Regions from separate parts of the Homo sapiens genome. Here region 2 is linked to region 1. Evidence: chromatin contacts called from ENCODE Hi-C or POLR2A ChIA-PET data. All regions are on one chromosome and are shown on one strand. Each heading gives the region's core, a stretch centred on a gene start or an enhancer-like site at or near the end of the contact. The rest is flanking DNA. Distances are from core to core; before and after follow the strand shown.

Region 1 (3,819 bases), core at 369-2,868:
CTGGGACTACAGGCAAACACCACCACGTCCAGCTAATTTTTGTATTTTTAGTAGAGACGGGGTTTCGCCATGTTGGCCAGGATGGTCTCAATCTCTTGACCTCGTGGTCCACCCACCTCTGCCTCCCAAAGTGCTGGGATAACATGCATGAGCCACCGTGCCCAACTTCTGGCACTTTCTTATAAAATTAAACAGGTACTTACCATATGACACAGCAATCTTACTTCTTGGTATTTACTCAAGAGAATAAAATATGTCACAGAAAGACCCTTATGTGACGGTTTACAGCTGTTTTATTCACAACAGTTGATTTTTGAAAACCAGAGAAAAGCATCAGGGATTACAGTTGGGAGACTATGGCAGTAGTCCTGGTGAAAGACAGTAACTAGGTCTAGGCTGCTAGGAATGAAGATGAAGAGAAGTTAACAAATCCAGGATGTATCTGGAGAGAGAGTCTAAAGGCATTGCCAATGGTGTGAGAAGAAGAAAGGAATCCAGAATGACTCTAAGGTATTTGGTATGAGCAACTGGATGGATGATGATGCCATTTATGGGGCTGTGAAAGAATGGGGAAAGTAGGCGAGGATAGACAAAAATCCAGGGTTCTCTTTTAGCCATGTTAAGATGGCTTATTAGACTTCACAAACAGTGGAGCAGTAGATTTGGGAAAAAGATGCCTCCATCTTTTATTGTTAGAACATAAACTGTCAATCTGGTGACTAGGAGGAGGCTGTGATGATAGGTGGCAGCAGAACGCCACGCTTTGGAGTTGTGATAGTGTGTCAGGAATAGGCTGACAAGCCACAGAATTAGGTATGATCTAGAATCTCTGTAGAATTGTGGACCTAACAGATAGAAGGAATAGAAAAAGAATTCAGGATGAGATGAAACAATCAATAGCTTAATCCAAACAAATGGTGTAATCACTGAATGGAGGTTTATAGGAGCTAATCAGGCTTGGAAATTAGATAATGATATGATTTAGGTTCAAAGATGTGGGCTAATGTGAGCATTTCTTATTAGTTATGTATTGCTATGAAACAAATTACTCCAAACTTTAGAGGCTTAAAACAATAATAAATGTTTATAATTTTACAGGGATTCTGTGGATTAGGAATTTAGGAGCTGGCCGGGAGCGGTGGCTCAAGCCTGTAGTCCCAGCACTTTGGGAGGCCGAGGTGGGTGGATCACGAGGTCAGGAGTCAAGACCAGCCTGGCCAACTTGGTGAAACCCCGTCTCTACTAAAAATACAAAAACAAAAATTAGACAGGCGTAGCGGCAGGCGCCTGTAATCCCAGCTACTCAGGAGGCTGAGGCAGAGAATTGCTTGAACCTGGCAGGCAGAGGTTGCAGTGAGCCAAGATTGCACCACTGCACTCCGGCCTGGGTGAAAGAGCGAGACAACGTCTCAAAAAAAAAAAAAAAAAAAAAAAAAGAAGGAATTTAGGAGCTGCTTGATGTTTCTGGTGTTTCCTTGTTGTTGTTGCTTTGGGGGAGGAAGAGGGCAGAATGGAGTGGCTCATTTTTAATTCAGGATCCCTCATGAGGTTGCAGTCAAAATGTTGGTGTGAGCTGCAGTTATCTGAAAGCTTGGCTGGGGCTAGAGGATCTACTTCCCAGATGGGTGATTCATACTCATGGCAAGCTAATGCTGGCCATTGGTAGGAGGACTCAGTTCCTCACTACATGACTGCTCCACAGGAGTGCATGAGTAGCTGGCTTCGTCCAGAGCAAATGATCCAAGAGCATGCAAGGTAGAAGTAGAAATGTTTTTGATGACCTAGCTTCAGAAGTCACTCTACATCATTTCCACACTGTCTTATTGATTTTCCAGGTCAGCCCTGTTCAGAGTGGAAGTATCCACCCAAGGGAGTGACTATGAGGTGTGAGAGAATCTCTGGGGGTTATTTTGGAGGCTGGCTACAACTCCTTTTTAAGTTCTAAAGTTCATGTCATATTAAGAGTAAAAGGAACTCATCTCCTGGTAGTGGTGTTATGAACAGAATTCCCTAGGTATTTGTTTATGTTTGTTTGTTTTGAGACGAGGTCTTCCTCTATGGTCCAAGCTAAGGTGCTGTGCTCACTGCAGGTTTAACCTCCTGGGCTCAAGTGATCCTCCAACCTTAGTCTCCCACATAGCTGGGATCTCAGGCGAGCACTACCACATCCAGCTAATTTTTAATTTTTGTAGAGATGGGGTCTCCCTATGTTGTCCAGGGTGGTCTCAAACTCCTGGACTCAAGTGATCCTCCCACCTTGGCCTCCCAAAGTGCTGGGATTACACGTGTCAGTTACCGCATTTGGCCCCCGTAGAAATATGTGGCTCTAGACTTCGTGCAATACCAGCTTTGGAAGGTATATTCAAAAGAATTTGAGAAAAATCTTTTGTTTTTTAAAGCAATAAGTGTTTTATTTTATTTTATTTTATTTGTTTGTTTTTTGAGACAGATCTCACTCTGTCACCCAGGTTGGAGTGCCCTGGTGCGATCTGAGCTCACTGCAACCTCCGCCTTCCAGGTTCAAGGGATTCTCCTGCCTCAGCCTCCTGAGTAGCTGGGATTACAGGCACGCACCACCATGCCTGGCTAATTTTTGTATTTTTAGTAGAGATGGGGTTTCACCATGTTGGCCAAGCTGGTCTCGAACTCCTGACCTCAGGTGATCCGCCCACCTTGGCCTCTCAAAGTGCTGGGATGACAGGTGTGAGCCACCACACCCGGCTTAAAGCAATATGTATTTTAAACCTAGGTAGGTTGACAATTAAATATAGAAATGATTAAGAAAATCAAACATGCTGGGCACGGTGGCTCACGCCTGTAATCCCAGCACTTCGGCAGGCAGAGGCGGGCGGATCACCAGGTCAGGGGATGGAGAACATCCTGGCTAACACGGTGAAACCCCGTCTCTACTAAAAATACAAACAAAACAAAACAAAAAACAAAAAAACATTAGCCGGGAGTGGTGGCGGGCGCCTGGAGTCCCAGCTACTCTGGAGGCTGAGGCAGGAGAATGGCGTGAACCCGGGAGGCGGAATGGCGTGAACCCGGGAGGCGGAGCTTGCAGTGAGCCGAGATCGCGCCACTGCACTCCCGCCTGCGCGAAAGAGCGAGACTCCTTCTCAAAAAAAAAAAAAAAAAAAAAAAAAAAGAAAAGAAAAAAGAAAAATATATTAGTCGTGTAGTACTTATTTAAAACATATGATCTAAGTAATTGACTTACATTTGTGATTTTAAGTGGAAATATTTCAAAATGTAAATGTAATATTAGACATTTAAAAGAACCTAAAATTAACATATTTTTAAGATTAATCGATTGCATATATATGAATCACATAAATACTTGAAAAGGAATTTTTGTCAGTCATACAACTGAAGTACTTGACAAAATAAATTAATTACTTTAAGTTTACAAATGCAGATAAAATACTTAAAGTAGGTTAAGTAAATTTATTTATTTATTTATTTATTTAAAAAAATTTTTTTGAGACAGAATTTCAGTGTCATTGCACAGGCTGGAGTGCAGTGGCGCGATCTCGGCTCACCACAAACTCCGCCTCCAGAGCTCAAGTGATTCTTCTGCCTCAGCCTCCCGAATAGCTGGGATAACAGGCATGTACCACCACGCCAGGCTAATTTTGTATTTTTTTGGTAGAGGCAAGGTTTCTCCATGTTGGTCAGGCTGGTCTCGAACTATCCACTTCAGGTGATCCGCCTGCCTCAGCCTCCCAAAGTGTTGGGATTACAGGCTTGAGCCACCGCACCCAGCCTATTCTGTATGTTTTTATTTTATTTATTTATTTTTTTGAGACAAAATTTCAC
Region 2 (3,720 bases), core at 890-3,389, 560 kb after region 1:
TAACACAACAGAAATGTATTTTCTCATGGTTCTGGAAACTAGATGTTCAAAATCAAAGTGTCAGCAGGGCCATGTGGGCTCCCTCTGAGGTTCTGGGTAGAATCCTACCTTGCCTCTTCCTGCCTTCTGGTGGTGGCCATCAATCCTTGGCATTCCTTGGCTGGCAGCTTCATCACTCACCTTCTACCTCTGTCATCACTTGACCTTTTCCCCCATGTGCTGCATCTTAGAAGGATGTTAGCCATACTGGGTTAAGGACCTCTCTTACTACAGTATCATCTAATCTTAACAAATTATATCTGCAATGACCCTATTTCCAAATATGGTGACATTCTCAAATACTGAGGGTTAGGACTTCGACATATCTTTTTGGGAAACACAATTCAACCCATAACAGTGAGCAACTGGGAAGCTGCAGAAGGGCAGAAATCTATAGAGTTCTGGGTTCTCCAATGGCTGCTGTGTTACTGGCAAGAGCTTAGAGACCCCCCGTTGTTTGGATGTGGGGATAAGGATTACTCATAAGTCAACTAATTCATGAATGCTTCTATTTTACAGGTCACAGTTACTTTGAGTGGAAATAAACAAATAAGAAAATTCTATATTTAAAGAAAATTGCCTTCACAATCAACAACATTTTTATTTGAACCATGTCCTAAAAGCTTTCATTCCTCCTCTGAGATTCTAACAATATCTCCATCAGTGTGAACTACAATATTAGGAAAAGAAGAGGATAACTTCAGGGGAGAATTAGGCAGAAAGCAAGGTGTGTTATGTAACACCTGGGAGGCTAAAGAAAGAGGCTATTGACTGTGAGCCAAATTCAACTCTCAGCACATTGCTCCTAGGCAATGGACAGGAGTGTATGAGTGGCTGAGAGCAGGGCTGAGCTTCGAAGCAAATTACTTTTTCTACAAATGCTCTTTTATTTCTAAGCTCACTTCAGTGCAGATGTGTCTCCTTCATAAGTGAATCTTAAGGATCAATTTATAATCTTGGATCCACACTGTGGATATTGTGCTAGTCTTTGTCAACAGTAAATTTTAAGACAAGAAAGTTCAGAGAAATAGGGGATTAATATTAAGGCGGCTTTTATTCTTCATTAGTTTCTTACAGAAATATTATTTCATGTAAAAGGAATCTTGGTGTCCTAGTTTATCTTTTTCTCATCGTTTAACAGGTATAATATTAAATAGAATTAAAATCAGGAGTAGTATCACATGCTTATATCACCTTGTTATATTTTAGCAAGCTTTTGAAAAAGTCGAGCATGCACAGAGAAAAACTTAAAAGAGTAATAAAGGTATGTGCTGAACAGTCAATCTCCTTCTCACCCAAACATCACATATTCTTGTTTTATCCTTGTAAGAAATATGAAAAGTTATTCCTTTTAATGTTGCTTTCATTTTGAAGTTGTCACTCCTGCTTCCTAGCTGGTAGGACTGGTGTGGCAAATTGCTTTTCCAGAAGAAGAAAATGGTTTACTGATCTTTTTGGTCATCAAGATCAGGAGTTTAAAAGATGGTGGTCAGGGTGAGGAGTGGAATCCATGCAACCAGGAGAAAACCACGAACTGTGACTTTCTCACCTGGGTCATCTGCATGTTGTACCCAGAAGTCGGGAGAAACGACATTCAGGAAGATATGCACACATTAAAATTGGAATGGGAGAATTCTCCAGAATATGAAATTTCTCTTCTCATTGGAAGAAAAGGAAGAATGGGCCTGAAAACTGTCCTTGTTTGGATGGAAACTTAAACAGCCTGTGTTGCAAATAGTCCTCATTAAAATGCCCCCTGTGTGCTTTAGTTCTCCTGAAAAAACTACCAACACCAAGGTAGGGTCAAACCGGCTCAATAAATTTTAAATGATATTAATTATTCCCATGCAACTCCATAACTCAGTTTCTGGCTTAAAACCGTGAAACTTGCTAAGGTCTTTTTTGCTCCTGCAGCGTGGACCCTAGTGAAAAGGCATTATAAAAGGTTATTGCAGTCAGGTCTGTGAAAGACCTGTCGATTGAGAGGGAAGAAAATGCAAGTAGACATTATAAAAGATTACTTTCTGTGCTGCTAATGATCACTTTTGGTTTCAGTTTTCCTGAATGTTCAGGAAAGAAAGAGCTCACAGGAAAGGAATTTATTGCAAAAGAATAATTGCCCAATACATTACATGGCACGGTAGGGTTATAATGAGCATGAGGAAGGGCAATATCTAACCAACCCTTGGAGTTACAGTAATAGTTTGATTCAACTTCCTTATACAGACTGCTGAGCAACCAGAGAGCCAGAGAGGTTTTTTCTTTTCTTTTTTTTTCTCCCCGAAGAATTGGACTGCAACTGTTTTGAAACTTTCTTGGGGGAAATGCAATTATTGACAAGATTTAATAAAGCCAAGACAACTGAATGTGATGAGATGAACCCCTATTCTTTTGTTCTTTCTATGCAATGTAAGAAAATAGCAAGAAAACGATTACATTATAACTAAATGAATTAAACAAAGCTCCGAAACATAAATTAGAATTTAACTATGCCATTAAAAACTAATTTAATTTGCAAGGCATCATTACTAGGTAATAAAGACCCATTGCAAAATGTACAGCAATATCTTGTGAACATGTAAAAAAAAAGTGATAAATCTCATTGAGCAGATGAGTTTCTGTTGCATTAGCAGATACAAATGCTGAATAGATGTTTCAGTATATAATGAAAGCTAGCAAGTAATGGAACGATTGGTTTCGTTAATTTTTTTTTTTTTGCCGTAAATGGTTTTGTAGTTAAGGAAAGGCCTCAGGGAGAGTTGGAGAAGCACAAATTTGGTGCATGGACTTGGTGCCATAAAATCTGCTCTCAAACCAAGACAAAGAGAAGACATTTAAATATTTCGTTTGACAACATATGAAATATATTGTAGCCTACTTCATTCAAGTGCAAACAATATCTTGTTTCAGCTAATTGAAAATCTGATGGAAAATACAGTCTTTTCCCTAAAGTGTATCTTATTCAATTGTGTTGGAAATAACAAGGTATATATAACAAATTCAAGAGATGTGAATAAAGAATTTCTTCAGTTCTGGGGTTACCAGTTTAAAACTTACTAAAAAAAAAAAGCATTAAGTTTTTTATCCGATCAGAATAAGATGAAATAAAGTTTCAGAAAATTCATTTCATCGGAAATGAGTTTTAAATGTATACTTTCTAATAAAACAGCTAACGATAAGCATTTCCGCTTCTGTCTGTACTATTTTGCCTGAGCCTGCAGGTAGAATCCAGTATCATTTTACTGACAGCCATCATCGAGTACTGCCAGGAGATGGCAGTAAAACTCCGCTTTTCTAATCCAGCCTACGCTAGCGTCTAAAATTATTGTAACTTTTTTTTTAATGGGATCACAGCATTAATATAAGGTGGAGATGAAAACTTATGTATTCCCCCGGTTGTGTTATTTCCTCTGAGGTTGTGCATTGACTTTGTGTTGCGATTGGACTTTGGCTCATCCACGTAATTATGCTCCCAAATAGAGTTTCACAAAAGGTCACGTGCTACATTATTGTAGGAATGATTTTATTAAATTGCTTAGTGAGTTGATGCAGTTAGACGTGTTCATTTATGTTTTACATTCCGTCATGAAATCTTAATGTTAAAAAAGTTAACACTTTGTTTAAATGTCATCTCATCAATGCAGCATTCCGCAAATTACCCCTCTGAGCTAACACCCGTCT

What was found. Hi-C counts contacts between places; a loop is a spot of excess contacts on that map. ChIA-PET counts read pairs that join two places held with the same protein, here RNA polymerase II (POLR2A). Pooled maps may share reads with other maps.
Region 2: a loop to region 1 is called in a pooled map, with 7 times the contacts of the local background. The contact joins two enhancer-like sites. A Hi-C loop is called at or near these places in 3 of 37 single-sample maps with no recorded cell type and 4 of 50 pooled maps. POLR2A ChIA-PET finds 5 or more read pairs at or near these places in 2 of 52 experiments (GM12878 and activated T-cell).

What each region holds. Positions count from the first base shown.
Region 1 is chr4:128,781,778-128,785,596 of GRCh38, forward strand. No RefSeq gene overlaps it. Among named protein-coding and RNA genes, the nearest start is that of JADE1, 26 kb to the right of the region's middle. Within about 2 kb of position 1,619, at least 4 of the 41 ENCODE cell types and tissues checked have a DNase peak (open chromatin) inside an H3K27ac peak, as active enhancers do.
Region 2 is chr4:129,340,857-129,344,576 of GRCh38, forward strand. No RefSeq gene overlaps it. Among named protein-coding and RNA genes, the nearest start is that of C4orf33, 250 kb to the left of the region's middle. Within about 2 kb of position 2,140, at least 2 of the 41 ENCODE cell types and tissues checked have a DNase peak (open chromatin) inside an H3K27ac peak, as active enhancers do.